Regions from separate parts of the Mus musculus genome. Here region 2 is linked to region 1. Evidence: chromatin loops called from intact Hi-C (ENCODE). Cell type or tissue: heart. All regions are shown on one strand.

Region 1 (8,000 bases):
CCGATTTGACAGTGTCATCACAGGGCCCAATGGGGCCTGCCTGCCTGCCTTCTGTGATGATCAGTCCCCCGATGCTTACTCTGTCTATGTCTTGGCAAGCCTTTCTGGAGAAGAACTAGAGGCAGTTGAGTCTTCTCCTAAATTCAACCCAAATGCAATCGGTGTCCCTCAGCCTTACCTCAACAAACTTAAATACCGTCGGACAGACCATGAGGATCCACGGGTTAAAAAGACGGCTTTCCAAATCAGTATGGCCAAACCAAGGCCCAACTCAGCTGAGGAGAGCAATGGGCCTATCTATGCCTTTGAGAACCTTCGGGCGTGTGAGGAGGCACCCCCCAGTGCAGCTCACTTCCGGTTCTATCAGATCGAGGGGGATCGCTATGACTATAACACAGTTCCTTTCAATGAAGATGACCCTATGAGCTGGACTGAAGACTACCTGGCATGGTGGCCCAAGCCAATGGAGTTCAGGGCCTGCTATATCAAGGTTAAGATTGTGGGGCCACTGGAGGTGAATGTACGATCCCGTAACATGGGAGGCACCCACCGGCAGACTGTGGGGAAGCTCTATGGGATCCGGGATGTGAAGAGTACTCGGGACAGAGACCAACCTAATGTCTCATCTGCCTGCCTGGAGTTCAAGTGCAGTGGAATGCTGTATGACCAAGACCGTGTAGACCGCACATTAGTAAAGGTTATCCCCCAGGGCAGCTGCCATCGAGCTAGTGTTAACTCTATGTTGCACGAGTACCTGGTCAACCACCTTCCCCTGGCAGTCAACAATGACACCAGCGAGTATACTATGCTGGCACCCCTGGACCCTCTGGGCCACAATTACGGTATCTATACTGTTACTGATCAGGACCCTCGTACAGCTAAGGAGATTGCGCTCGGCCGGTGCTTTGATGGCACTTCCGATGGCTCCTCCAGAATCATGAAGAGCAATGTGGGAGTTGCCCTGACCTTTAACTGTGCAGAAAGGCAGGTAGGCCGCCAGAGTGCCTTCCAGTACCTCCAAAGCACACCGGCCAGGTCCCCAGCTACAGGCACTGTCCAAGGAAGAGTACCAGCCATGAGGCAACAACGGGCAAGCAGGGGTGGCCTACGCCGGCGTGGAAGCATGGGCCCCTCTGAGATTTTCTGGTGTTGCTCAACAACCTCTGAGCAACTAAGTCTTGTGGTTCTTAGTCCTTTCTGTCCATCTCATGTGACAGCTGTCGTGAGACTGATGCACAGACTGTCACTTGTTAATTTAAACATATCTGGTTTGGTGCAGTTTGTTTCTTTGTGCCTTTACTTACTGTCTCTGCCTCATGATGCTGATTGCCACAGGGCCCCCACGATGACAAAACAAAGATTCTCCTCTTAAAAAGAAACAAAAGGAATTGGTAAACGTCTGCAGCTTTGGCTGAAAACACACATCTTATTGTATGGTTTTGCCAGCCTTTACACTAATGATAATCTAATACTGAGGCTCAAGTGAACAACAATAAAACATTTTTCTTGGCCATGTTCCACAAGATGTAAGCAAAGTCTCTGTCACAGTCCATATATATATAAATGGTGGTGAATAAGGAAATAAACAATGTTTTTATGTGAAATGCAATTAACATTTATTTCTTTGGGGAATTTGGAACTCTGGTGTCCATGCAGTTTTGTCTTGAGGAAGGGTTTCTCTGTGTAGCCCTGGCTATTCTGGAACTTGCTTTATAGAGCAGACTGTCTGCCTCTGCTTCCAGAGTGCTGGGATCAAAGGTGACATCTCACCAAAGATTCTTTGTTTTTAACATGTGTGTGTGTGTGTGTATGTGTGAATTTATTTTCATCACATGTATGCAGGTGTCCAAGGTCAGAGGGCATCAGATCAGAACCCCTGGACCTGGAACTGGAGCCAGAGGTGGTTTTAAGCCATCTGATGTGGGTTCTGGGAGCAGAACCAGGCTCTTCTGCAAGGCCATAAGTGCTCTTATTGCTGAGCCCTCTCTCCAGCCTCTAAAAATACTGTTATCCCGGCAATTCTAGGAAGAATATCTCCTAGTAACCACGATTTCTTTGGGCTGTTAATTGTGTATTTTTCTCTTTTGAGATAGGGTTTCTAGTAGTGAAGTCTGGTCTCAAGCTTATTATAAAGGTTAGGATTACCTTGAACTCCTGGTATTTCTGCCTTCATCTCCCAAGTGCTGGAATTAGGGGCATACACCACTGCACCTAGCTTGACGTAGTGCTGGGGATCAAACCCAGGACTTTGTGAATGCCAGGCAAGCCCTCCCCAAACTTAGCTCCATCCCCCAGTCCTGAATGTGTGTTCCTTTATATTTGATTTGTTCTTGCTAGCAGCCCAGCAAAGCCAGAGCTTTGATAAACGCGCATCCTGTGCTTTGACTCTGAGGCCACCATGCAATCCTTCAGCCTTTAAATTACACCAGATGCTCCGAGCACAGGGGCTGTAGAAAATGGGACCAAGGTGGTACAAGGTCCAGTGTCCCAACATTACAGAGCTGGGCAGCTCCATCTGTTACGTTTGTTCCCTTAGCTCACATTTTCCATTTTCAGAGAAAAGCAGAGATTCCTGGAGTTATGAGTCTGTTCTGGGCTCCTGAGCAAGGCTTAAAATATGTCCCAGTTTTTGTCTCTTTTTTCCAGCATGAAGGAGATTATACAATAGCTGGCCTAGGATTCTGGCCAAGTGGTCCTCTGGCTTCTCCCAATTCTGTTGTCTCCTCTAGCTGGTCTGGCTGACCTTGCTCTAAATGACAGACGTTCTCTTTCTTTGCTTTCAAGCCTTCTACAGACACCCTGTTTTTCTAGACTGCAGGCCTCTGCTGTGGGTAACACCTGCCCCTGGAGTGAAACAACTGGTCTTCAGGGACAGGATTTAGTTTTGGTTTAAAGGGTTTAAAATAGTAAACCAAGGGCCAGTAGGTGGTGTCAGAGCAACCCTGGAGCATCAACAGATGGCAGGGGAGGGAGAGAGCGGGCTAGCACACTAGTCTATACTGGATCTCAGCATTTGGGAGGAAGCTGGAGAATCAGGAACTCAAGAGCAGCCTAAGCTTCGAAGTAAGTTCGAGGCTAGCGTGAGCACATAAGCTCCTGCTTGAAAAATCAAAACCAACCAACCAGGAGATGGGAAGCACAGTTGGGATGAGATGGTTTTCTTTCTTTTTCTACCAACTACTCCAAAACTGTCAGGAAACAGGTCACGGAGGGCTGGAGGAAGATAGGGCACCATTTAGTATCAGAACAAAAATCCATGTTCCCCTGGTCAGTCTGAGCACCTTTGGCCATCATTGTGCTGTGTTGGATTTGCTTTCTCGGGTCAGCATCTGCCTAGCTCCTGTGGGTGCAGTTTATAATCAAGTAGAAATGTCTCTGGCATGCACAAGGTCCCAGGTTCCTTCCCAACACAACCAAACAAACAAGCAAGCACAGAACAGCCACTGGCTCGTGGCTTGATCCTCTCCACTGTGGAGTCTGCTTATTTTCTGGACCAAATAAACGTTCACCTCAGCAAAGCCCTGAGTTTTTATTCTCAGCCAGTGCTGTGCTGGCTAACCGCTCAGTACTGAGTGACTCTTACCAGGATATATATGTGGCATAGCAGTAGGAAAAGGTACAGACGGGAAGCTACCTAGAGGGGACAAGAACAGAATCTATGGGGCTTTAGAGAACTTTAGAGACAACACCCCATTTTATGCAGTGCTGGGGAATCAAACCCAGAGCTCAGTGCATATTAGGCACCATACCATGAGAGTTACACCCCAGCCCTTGTCTCTGAGCCATTTTGACTTGGCTTTCATATATAGTAAAAGGATGAATCTCACTTCATTCTTTTGCATGTGGTTATCTTGCAGACCTGGCACCATTTGGTGAAAAACTCCTTATTGAAGGGTCTTGGCAGCTCTGATGAAAATCAATGGGCCTTAAACAACCTTATCTATGAACTTACCAGTCTATTCCTTTGCTTTATCTGTCTACTACAATCCTGCTGGCCTTCTGCAGTTTTGAAAGAAGGAAACTAGGAATCCTCCAACTTTGTTTTTAGTTATTTGGAATGCTTCATTTTGGTCCTCATGTGTGAAAACATTTTTTTTCCTTCTCACTCCAGTCCCAACTTGAAAACATTTCCACCCAATATCTGTGCCCTTTAAATTTTTCAAAAAACCTGGGCAGTGATGGCACAGGCCTTTAATCCCAGCACTCAGGTAGCAGAGGCAGGCAGATTTTTGTGAGTTTGAGGTCAGCCTGGTCTACAACATAGTTCCAGGATAGCCAGAGGTACACAAAGAAACTCTGTCTTGAAAAACCAAAAACAAACAAGCAACGCCCCCCCCCCCCAAAAAAAAACCCAAAAATCAAACAAATGTTTCCTGGAACTATCTCCAAAATTTGTGATACTGGTGTTCCACTGGGTTAACTCCAAGAACTACTTCCTCTCACACAGACTGGAGGGAAGAGTGGTAAATTAGTGCCACCTACTGACCATCTCTCTAAAAACAGCAGGACGATAGAGCCCCCTGTCTCACTTTCTGAGGTTACCTTCAGCCCAAAGCACTCACTGCCACTGGAGGGTGGAGAGTGCTTCATCTCCTTCATCTCTGACACAAAGGATGGACATGACCCTGGTGGGAAAAAGCCTTAAGAGAGATCTTAGAAAAACGCAGGCTGGTATCATCAAAGTGGAGACACAGCTTACTTCAAATAAGCATTCCATAGTTCTAGCAATAGAAAATAGATTCTTGGGACTGGAGAGGTGGTTCAGTTGTTAAAAGCACTGACTGCTCTTCCTGAGGTCTTGAGTTCAATTCTCAGCAACCACATGGTGGCTCACAACCATCTGTAATGGGATCTGATGCCCTCTTCTGGTGTGTCTGAAGAGAGTGACAGTATACTCATAAAATAAATAAATCTTTTTTTTTTTTAAAGAAGAAGAAGAAGAAAAGAAAATAGATTCCTGGGGCTAGAAAGTTGGCTGAGCAGTTAAGAGAACTGACTGCTCTTCCTGAGGACCTGGGTTCAATATCCAGCACTCACATGGCAGCTCTTTGTAATTCCTGTTCTAGGAATCTGACACTGTCATACAGACATACATGCAGGCAAAACACCAATACACATACCATAAAACGAAATAAAAATTCTTAGAAAACAGGTTCCTGAGGTGGGGATGTAGCTCAGTTGGTAGAGTGAAGCCCTTGTTTCTTAGCATCAAGAAAAGCAGGCACAGTAGCTGTTGCCTGTAATGTCAGTACTGGGGAGGTCGAGGCAAGAAGATCAGAAGTTCAAGGTCATCTCCCACTGTACAGAAAGTTTGAGACTAATTTGTGCTACCTGGGGCCCCGTCTTAAATAAATAAAATTTCTTCTGAGTCCTAGTCTAGAGTATTTATCAAATAACTTTGGGGCAGGGGCTTAAGTGTATTTAAACCAATACCTGCGTGCCTCTTCTCTTGATATGGGAGCTTGCTTTGTGGTCCTGGCTGACTTTAGACTTTCAGTCCTTTTGTCTCTGTTTACCCAGTAGTGGGATTACAGGGGTGTGTGCATGTGTGTGTGTCACTATATTCCAAGTGTGTATAGGTATCTTTAGAGGTCAGAATAGGGTGTCTGATCTCCTGGAGCTGGAGTTAGAGTAGGCAGCTGCAAGCTGACTGACTGGATGCTAGGAACTGAACCTGGGTCTTCGGAACTAATGGGAATCACTCTTAATCACGGAATCACACCCCCAGAGGGTGATTTTCAGAGGAGACTGGCAGGTCACTTTCTACATCCACTCCAGTAGTGACAAGCACGACAGGCCCCGAAAACCTGAGCTCTGTCCCGAGGCGAAAAGTTCATGGAAACTTAGTCTCCTGGAATCGTGGCATCCTGTATAACGAATGCTCCAATGTCTTTGCTTTAGTTGGATCTGCGTGCTTTCCCTTAATATTGCTTTATTACAAGTGCTCCTAAGGATTGATATTTTGACATATAGCTAAATTAGATTCTACGCAGTCCTTGATCCGACCTTGGGCATGGATAGCTAAGTCACTGCCCTACACAGAAATTTACCATTATCTAGGAAGAAGGAAGTTTGTGACCTAAAAAGGAACCAGAGTAGATATTTAGAACTATAGATAGCTGAGTTATACCCATACACAAGTATTTACAATGGCCTAGGGGGAAGGTAGACTATACAAGAGACTAGAGTAGGAACTTTGGCAAGGGCAGGAACCCCCCCCACCCCCCACCCCCCGCTTCTAAGATTAAGTGGACCTTAGGTGGAGCTGTTTTTTTTGGTTTGGTTTGGTTTGTTTGTTTGTTTTTAAAGAATCATTTATTTATGTATATGAGCACACTGTAGCTGTCTCCAGACACACCAGAAGAAGGCATCAGATCTCATTGCGGATGGTTGTGAGCCACCATGTGGTTGCTGGGATTTGAACTCAGGACCTCTGGGAAAACAATCAGTGCTCTCAACCGCTGAGCCATCTCTCCAGCCCCTGTTTGTTTGTTTTTTTGTTTTTTCCTTGAGACAGGGTTTCTCTGTATAGCCCTGGCTGTCCTGGAACTCACTTTGTAGACCAGGCTGGCCTCGAACTCAGAAATCCTCCTGCCTCTGCCTCCCAAGTGCTGGGATTAAAGGCGTGCGCCACCACGCCCAGCTGGAGCTGTTTTTGATGCCAGTTGTTAACATTGAATTTTTATCCCACTTGGTTCCTGCCAGTCCTTCTGTGTTTGCATTCCTCTGTTTTGTGTAAGAATCCAGTAACCTCTTTGTACCTTGCCAGTGTGTCACCCAACTTCCCTACTTCCTATAAAAAGTTTGATGCTCGATTTGACAAATTACATTCAGATCGACACTCCCTAGTGTTGAGTCTGTCAATTCCTGCCAACTCCTTGTCCACCTGCAACCAGAGACTCGTTCCATGCAGAAAGGGACCAAAGAGGGTCTGCTGCAGTCACTGTCTTAATGAAACAGCAGTTTTAACCCTTGAAGTGACATATTTCTGGGTAAGGGGTGGAGATTCTGCAAACCCTAAAAGTTCACTCTATCATTTGAAGAGGGAAATTCAGAAGAAATGGGGAACTCACACGGGAGACTTACGTCTGAGCCGAGGGTCTAAAAGGCTTGGCCAGTCAAATTCAGGTGCTGCCAACTGCAACATATAGATGTGAAACCATTCTCGTTTTCCAGGTATATGTGTGGTGTGGTGTGCATGTGTGTGCATGTTTATATAGGTATAGATGCACAAGTAGCACCCCCCCCCAATTGGCATCATGAGTCTTCCTCAGTTACTTTTAGCTTTGTTCATCGAGGCAGGGATCCTATTTGAACCCAGAGCTTTTTGATAAGACCCGTCTGGCTAGACAATTTTAACTGTCTTGTTTTCTTGAGACATAACCTCATTCATATCCCAGGCTATCCTGAGGTATATCCCAGTATGTAGCCCAGGTTGGCTTCCGAATGATGGAAGTGCTTCCACCTCAGTCTCTCAAGTGCTTTGATTACAGGCAGGAACCAGTACACCTGGCTGTAAAGGTTTTTAAACTTGTAAAGTTCTGTATGATGGTGCCTCACATCACCTACAGATGCAAATTCTTATCTTTGTGTATATATGTTCACAAGTTTCAGCCTATGCATGCATGCAGGCACACTGGTGTGTTTGTGAAGGCCAGAGGCTGACTTGAGATGTCTCCCACACTAACTCTGCCACCTTGCTTTTTTCTACAGGAGCTCTAATTGAACCTGGAGGTTCACTTAGGAACTTTGGGCAGTGGAGATGGCTCACTATAACCAGTTTTAATATTAAAAAACGGGCTGTGGCTGCTGTGCCTGTAGTACCAGTGCTGGGGGTGGGAGAGGCCAGAGACAGAAGGATTGCTAGGCCATGAGCCCAGCTCCCAGGCTCAATGATAGAGGCTGTTTCAAGGGAATATGGAGAATAGTAAAGACTCCCAATATTCTCCTCTGGTTTCTGCATATGTGTGTGTGTGTGTGTGTGCATGTGCATATGTCAT
Region 2 (8,000 bases), 87 kb before region 1:
TTTCCAACTAACCTCTTTCTTTGAACCCAAAAGGGTCAAGGTTAATTATATAATAAAACACACTGTGCCCAGCTGCCCTTCTGAGGGCACAGAGAGTCCCCACTCCCTTTCTGAGCCAGAAGAGGTGGATCGGGTTTCTGATTCCTTCCCCCCTCAATTCATTTCCTTCATCAGAGCCCATTAAGAAGAAGAAGGGCGGGGGCGGGAATGACCTCTCATTTCCTCCCCGAGAGATAAATTTTAATTTGCTGAAAACAACAAAGGGATGTGAGCCATGTGTTTACACCCCTTCAGCTGGAAAACCTTGCTGGGCACCCCTGTCCAGGAGCTGGCAAAGAGTTGGGTGGGGTAGCCAAGGTTTACAGACTCCTGAGCCTGGAGTCTTTATCTCCTATGAAGTGGAATAATGTCCCCCAGAGGGACCCTGCTGGTGCTGTGTTACCACAACCAAGACTCCACTAAGGCTGACACGATGGTGAACTAACCAGCCACATGCACACCCAGTCCTCAGTGGCCATTGAGATGGGCATCATGGCATGACCGTTGGTTGATGGTCCCCCCCACCCCCACCCCTGTGCCTCACTTGCCAGCCAGCCCAGCCTACATGGTGAGTTCCAGACCAGTGAGAGACTCGTCTCTAGATAAACAAGCAGACAAACAAATAAATGGTGAATAAACAAATAAAATAAATGTCGGGCACAGTGGTAAACACCATTAATTCCAGCAGCCTGGAGGCAGAGGCAGGTAGATCTCTGTGAGTTCAAAGCTAATTTACATAGCAAATTGAACCTTGCTGGTGGCTGGAGGAGACTTTGAGGTAGTGGTGGTGGTGGGGTGTTGGAGGGGTGATCTGATCTAAATGCATTGTGTATATCTATGAAATTCTCAAAGAATCTATTTTAAAAGTAAATAATTTTAAAAAAAAATTAAGGCTGGTGAGGTGGCCCGGAGTGTAAAAGCACCACCTGCATTCAACCCCTTAGAACCCACAGTGCACTTCGGGACAAGCGCACTCTCACGCATACAAGTAATAAGGATTCTTTGGTTTTTCGAGACAGGGTTTCTCTGAATAGCCCTGGCTGTCCTGGAACTCACTTTGTAGACCAGGATGACCTCGAACTCAGAAATCCGCCTGCCTCTGCCTCCCGAGTGCTGGAATTAAAGGCGTGCGCCACCACGCCTAGCTTAAAATGCTACATTTTATATCTGCCAAGTTCTTAAAATGCCCACGACTGGGGAAGGGTTACTAGAAAGTGAGGGCTTTAGGAGGCGGAGCCTAGAGAAAGGAAGTTGCATCTCAGGGGCGTGTCTCTGAGAAAACTTCCGGTCTCTGCAGGCTGGCCTACTTAGGGTTTCGGTACAGCGCATTCCTGCTATCCTGAGTTCTCTCTCCTGTCTGAGTTCATGCAGTGACCCAATGACCTTAGACCCCTGAGCCAGAAGCCCTCTCACCATCACTGCCCAGAAAGTTGAAAAAGAATGAGGCTCTTTTTCTTCCCATCGTTTAAAAGCAAAAACATTTCAGAAGGAGGCCAGCCTTGGAACGCCTGGCAACACGATCCGAGAGAGGCATGCCCGGGCTCTGAGGGAGAGAGACAAACGACAGACATGCAGCTAACTGGATGGAAAGTTGGATTTGATTCTCTCTTAGGTGTGCAGCCCAGAGAGGAGTCCCAAGCTTTCCCATGTAACTGATGTGGGGATGAAGTATGGGTGGTTGGGACCACTCAAGGACCAGCATCCCTCCTAAAGCCCCAAATCTGGAGATTTCCCACCGCAAAGCACCTGATCTAAATGAAAATGGCACCTCTGGAGACCCACTAAACCCGGAAGTTGCCTGCATCTGAGGACGGTCCTACCGTGGCCAAGGCGTCAGCCCCTGGGGACAGAGGCCCAGCATCTGAGGAAGGGATGTAGATTCCAGAAGATGGCCGCAGATTGTCCACTCCCCCCCCCCCCAAGTCAACCAAGGTCACCCTGCCGCGGATATACTGTGCTGTCTGTCGCCTCCTTGGCTTCCTTGGGGAATTGGGCCAGGCACAAGAAGTCCAGACACGTGGGGCCATCAACAGTGTCTTGGAGGAAGAATACGGAGACCCTTCTGGACAAGGGGAAGAACTTGAAGACTAGTGACTGAGCCATGCTCACGTTTGCTAGTAGCTGGCTCCAACATACCCTCTTGGATATGCCCTCGTGGACTGGAATCCTGGCAGGGGTGGGGGGCACAGCGGAGTAAAGAACGTCTTTCATGGCAAAAGAATATTTCCTTCTTAAAAGGACTAAAGGCTGTCCTGTGAATACTCTGGAAGCTGAGGCAGGAGGATGGATCCAGGTCAGACTTAATACATATTACAACCTTTTCACACACACACAAAGAGAAAGAGAGAGAGAGAGAGAGAGAGAGAGAGAGAGAGAGAGAGAGAGCGCTAGCTGACTGCTTTACCATTAGGAGACAGAGAGAGAGAGAGAGAGAGAGAGAGAGAGAGAGAGAGCGCTAGCTGACTGCTTTACCATTAGGAAGCCACCAGTAAAGAAAACACAATTATTCCCAGTCTATAGGTGAGAACACTGAGGCCTCTCAAGGTTATGAGACTAGGCAGCAGGCTGTGGCACTTGTTAACAGGTCCTCAGTTTTGTCCAGTGGGCTCCCTCTGTGCTTATTCTAGCAATGGATATGAGGAGGTTTTAGATGAAGTATGTCTCTATGGGCCATCTTTGAAAAGCAGGACCTGATGGATTCATTACTGTTAGCTAATTATAATCCTTTATATCCTGTGTCTTTAGTCATCCCCATGGTGTCTTCATTAGTGATCCCTGGTCCAAAGTGCAATCAAAACTCTCCCTTCAGCTGGTACGAGGTCTGCCATCTCGGAGAGTGGTCCTGGTGTGGATGTGCCTTCCCACTGACTAGGGTCAGGGGTTTGGGACATAAAGAGCTCAGAAGCCTGCTACATCCTCTTTGATGTGTCACATGTGGACAACCCTAGTGGCAGCTTGTCTTATTTTAAGTTAGAGACCCAGGATCACCAGCCAAAGGCTTATTTTCTCTTTCTGGAGGCTTCACCAACCTGAAGGGATGAAGAGATGGGCAGGAATTAGCTCCTTCCAATGGGAATTAACCACAGGGAAACAGTCTTTGGGACTCTGACACAATGGGTGAGCTCAGGACCCATTCCATTCCGATCTGAGATGTGTGTGTTTCCGGTCCTTTCTGGAACATTCTGTGTTTGCCTCCCTCAAGGCCTGACACCCACACCTCTGCCCTAACAAGGCCTTCATGACTCTTGGGCAGACTGCTCCCACCACCCTCCACAAAGCGCTTGCCTGCTAGCATGCATGAGACTGCCGTTAAGCTGAAGTCAAGCATGCCCAGCAGTTCCACTCCTAGGTATGTATGTGAACATACATGTGAATGTAAGTGACTGCATGGATGTGAGTGTGTGCATAAGCGCACGTGTGTGTAAGTGCCTGCATGTTATTTACAGAAATGTTATGCAGGTGTGTTTACATGGCTCTGTGACAGCTTGCATATGAGGATGCATGTGTGAGTGTTTGCATGGAAGTGCACTGTGTGAGCCTGCTTATGAATGTTGTGTGGGCGCGTGCCAGCATCTGCCGCCCGTCAGGCTTGGATTGACCTTGCAGTATGGTTCTGTCTCTGCTATTTTCGTCACCACAGGAAGCCTGTCTGAGTCAGGCCCCACAGGATGGACAGCCTTGTAGTCACTAAAGGCCAGGGCGGTTCTTACAGACCGAGTGCACTTTGGTTCTGCCACTCTCTGATCTCTACTTCCTGGAGCTCAGCACTTAACTTCATGAAATGTCAGAGCCTAGGGCACAGCGGGTGGGAGTGTCAGACTATCTGATTCACCTGACAAATAGGGGAGACCAGGCCCTAGTCAGGTTCCTGCTGTTTAAACACTCAGGACTGCAGAGACTGCACAATATTTAGCTCCCAGCTAGCTGAGAACAGCATCTCCCCAAATCTTTTCTCTCCCTGCCACAACAACCTGGAGTCTTTTGTCAGCCTCAAAGTCAAGTCCGAAACATTGGCTTCCCTGGGACCTTCAGCCCTAGCCCTCAGGCTGGAAAAGGGGGTCCACCAGAGGAAACACTGCAATATGATCCGGCTATACCCCTCTCCATCATCACGGAGTCTTTCATTGGGTCTGACTTAGCCCCTCTCTTCAAGAGAATGTTGGTCTGGTGCTGAGCAGAATTTTAACTGTGGCTAATGGTAAGCTTGTTTTTGATCAAAGTCCATGTATGCCCTGAAGCTTGCTATATAGACCAGGATGGGCTTAAAATCTACATGCCTTCTCCTCACAGTTTTTTCCCCTTAAAACACACACAAGCACACACACAAGCTGTCTACCAGAGCTCTATTTCAACGCTTGGCTGTGTAGGTCACTTAAAGCAGTGAGTAGATATACAAACTATCAGTAATGCACAGTAGTAGTTCTGTTGTTAGACATTCTAAATATAGCCTTGCCGAAACAAGGCCTCAAAAAATTGGTTTAAGACTCAGAGTTGTTCCTCTCCACGGAAATCTTTAGTAAAAGGCGAAAGATTTATACGATCTGAAGAGAAACCAGAGTATGCTTACCAGTACTGTAACTCACAGCTCGGGTAAGAACAACTCCTAGCACAGTGATGGTGTCCACTTGACTCGCAACTATTCTAGCTAAACAGAACCACTCTTTTTGTTTTATAAATTTAATCTAACTTTCACGGAGATATTCTCAGAGCAACACATTAATTTTTCGATATGTTTTTGTATTGTGCGCAGTGTTCTGTGGGTATGCAAATAATATGGCGGCCCCGCCCTGCGGACACGGGCGGGGGCGGTGCCTCCACGCAGTGTCCGGCTGGGCCACCAGAGGGCGACGCCCAGAACTGGCTGGTAGTTCAAGTCTGAGAATCAGATTTTTATAGTCTGTGTTTCTGTACATCTATGTTTTATTAACTTAAAATCTACATTTGTTTTATTTTTACTCTTGTGATGCTGGGGATTGGAAGTAGAGCCTCACACGTATTAGACAAGCACTCTACAACGAGCTATATTCCCAACCCTAATTACTGCAATAAATTTGAACAAGAGCATACCATTCAACTGTGAGGTCACTAAATCCCGGCTCTTGCTTTAGTGAGAGCGAGAGGTGGGTTTAAACAGTGTACCACTTTCCTGTTTCCTGGATTGCACGGCGAGCATCTGAGTAGCTTGTGGGTGTAGTGGATTTAAGTCGTGTGCTCAGCGCTTCACTTTGCTTTCTTATCTGTCATTTAAGAGTCTGTGACCACGCTGGCTTTAAAATTGGAGCTTGCGGGCTAGTGAGATGGCTCAGCAGGTAAGAGCACCCGACTGTTCTTCCAAAGGTCCTGAGTTCAAATCCCAGCAACCACATGGTGGTTCACAACCATCTGTAATGAGGTCTGACGCCCTCATCTGGTGTGTCTGAAGACAGCTACAGTGTACTTACATATAATAAATAAATAAATCTTAAAAAAAAAAATTGGAGCTTGCAGCCAGGCATATAGTGCATGCCTTTAGTCCCAGAAGTTGGAAGGTAGAGGCAGGCAGATCTCTGTGAATTTGAGGCCTGGCTACAGCCTGGTCTACATAGTGGATTCCAGAACAGCTGTGCAGACCCTGTCTCGAATGAATAAATGAATAAATGAATAAATGAATGAATGAATGAATAAATAAATAAATAATACAATTGTAGCTTGAACACTAGTTCCGGTTTCCTGTTGACCACATTACTGCTGTGGACAAGACCTTGTGGGTCTTTGACCCTGAACTTTTAAGACTCCCTGTCCTTTCCCTGGTGGTTTTCAGTGGCGCCCAGGACCTGCCCACCCTGACCCTGTGCTTTTTGTGTATTGGTGACTCCGGTTGGCCTCAAACTCCTCCTGCTTTTGCCTCAGTCTCAAATACTGGGATCACAGACACACACCACCACACCCAGTGCTGGCCACCTCTCCTCAGTCGCAATGAGGTGAGTCAGCAGTTCTCGCCTCCAGTAGCAGGTCTTGGACCTTTTAGTTTGGAACAGCTGTAACAAAAAAGTGACAGCCATGTCCCCTTGTGACTGCGGGGCCCTTGAAACCTTAGTGCATCTGGGAAAAGAGTGCTGTTGAGAGACAGGCTCTTACGCTGCATCTGAGGCACACTCAGCTCCTGAACTATTTTTTAAGCATTTCGTTTTTTGTTTGTTTTTGTTTGTTTTCTTCTCTCTCTGGCCCTGCTCACTCTAGCCCAAAGATTTATTTACTTATCATATGTAAGTACACTCTAGCTGTCTTCAGACACACTCAGAAGAGTGCATCAGATCCCATTACAGATGGTTGTGAGCTACCATGTGGTTGCTGGGATTTGAACTCAGGACCTTCGGAAGAGCAATCTCTCCAGCCCAGCTTTTTTTCTTCTTCTTCTTTTAATTTTATTTATTGTTGGTTTGGTTTGGTTTGGTTTTGAGACAGGGTTTCTCTGTGTAGCCCTGGCTGTCCTGGAACTCACTCTGTAGACCAGGCTGACCTTGAACTCAGAGATCTATCTGCCTCTGCCTTAGGACAGCTGGGATTAAAAGCATGCGCCCCCACCGCCCAGCTTGTTTATTTTTATTTTATGTGTATGACTGACTATTTGTGTGCAGAGGCCTGAAGAAGGCGTCAGATCTCTTGGGACTGGAGTTAGAGACAGTTTTGAACCAGCATATAGGGACCAGGAACAGAATCCATGTAGGGCAGTGAATACTCCTAACCACTGAACCATCGTCTCTAACTTCAGCTCTGAGACTTCTTATTATGGTATTTTAATTTATTACCTTTAAATGGCTAGCATGGCTAATGGTTACAGTGTCGGATAGTGTTGACTCAGCCATGTTTGCGACTTGGTTTTTTACTTCAGAAAGGGGCTGGGATGTTGGGTTTTCCCTCACGGGAAGAGGAGGCGGAGCCGAGACACTCCTTCTGGAATTAGGTTTGAGGAGTACTAGTAAGGGACGCTGAGATTTCTTTTGAGCTAAGACCTTTGGGAGGAGACAAACAGCTTGCGCCAAGTGTGGTGGTACAGGCCATTAATTGCAGCACTCGGGAGGCAGAGGCAGGTGAGTCTGAGGCCAGCCTGGTCTACAGATCCAGTTCCAGGTCAGCTAAGGCTACACAGAGAAACTGTTTTGAAAAACTGAAAACAAAACACATGGATGGCACTCTGAGACATCCCCCTCCACACACACACACACACACACACACACACACACACACACACACACACACACACACTCACTCACTCACTAGGTAGTGATGGAAAGATGGTGCATACCTTTAATTCTGGCACTTGAGAGAAAGAGGCAGGTGGGTCTCTGAGTTCCAGGACAGCCAGAGCTACGCAGAAAAACACTGTCTCAAAACAAATTAAAACAGACAAACAAACAAACAAACAAACTGTAATTGATCTCCCCTTCCCCTTTCTCTCTATACGTGTGTCTCACTGTGCTTGCATGTGTAGACCCCACAAGGTCAATTCAGAAGACAGTGCCAAACTGTCTGCCAGATCAGGGCTGAACCTGGGTCCTCTGCAAGAACAGTTAGTGCTCTTAACTGCTGAGCCACCGCTCTAGCACCCTGTCCTCTTTAACGTTTTTCCAGATATTATTGTGAGTGGAGTGCACATGCCGTGGTGTACATGTGGAAGTCAGAGGTCAACTGTGGGAGTCAGTTCTTTTCTTTTACTGTGTGCGTTCCAGGGATCGAACTCAGGTCACAAGGCTTGACAGCAAGTGCTTTTGACGTTATCTAGGGGTGCAGGAACGGGTTCATGTTCTCTGATTAAAGAAAGACAGGAAAGAAATGTCATCTTAGTCTTGGGGCATCCATCAGGGAACTTGATGTCTCCTCTTGGGATTTTCAGTCTCATTAATAATAGAATTTAAGAAGGGACACAAACAGAAGCTCCGGGCAAAAAGTGCCAGGGCAGACAGGCAAGCTGTAAAACTTGC

The links. A loop is a pair of places that touch in the nucleus more often than their neighbours do. Peaks named below come from ENCODE experiments on the same cell type or tissue, not always from the same donor. Only the 100,000 strongest peaks of a DNase experiment are listed, where the experiment ranks them.
Region 2: a loop joins it to region 1, with 6 times the contacts of the local background. A loop is called at or near these places in 15 of 42 quality-filtered maps.

What each region holds. Positions count from the first base shown.
Region 1 is chr9:65,279,006-65,287,005 of GRCm38, forward strand. Cilp (cartilage intermediate layer protein, nucleotide pyrophosphohydrolase) reads left to right here. Exons shown (of 10, transcript NM_173385.3): 10 at 1-1,609. The coding sequence ends at 1,372. Among named protein-coding and RNA genes, the nearest start is that of Clpx, 11 kb to the right of the region's middle. In heart, CTCF peaks have their summits at 2,938 (motif pointing right) and 4,486 (motif pointing left); a DNase peak (open chromatin) is centred at 2,656.
Region 2 is chr9:65,192,088-65,200,087 of GRCm38, forward strand. Gm40527 (a long non-coding RNA gene) reads left to right here and starts at 1,145. Exons shown (of 3, transcript XR_870869.2): 1 at 1,145-3,388. It overlaps Gm25313 (a small nuclear RNA gene), which reads right to left and starts at 4,600; the gene lies at 4,485-4,600. In heart, no CTCF peak of the experiment used is centred here; DNase peaks (open chromatin) are centred at 3,714, 4,215, 4,854 and 7,007; H3K4me3 peaks cover 625 bases; H3K27ac peaks cover 4,123 bases.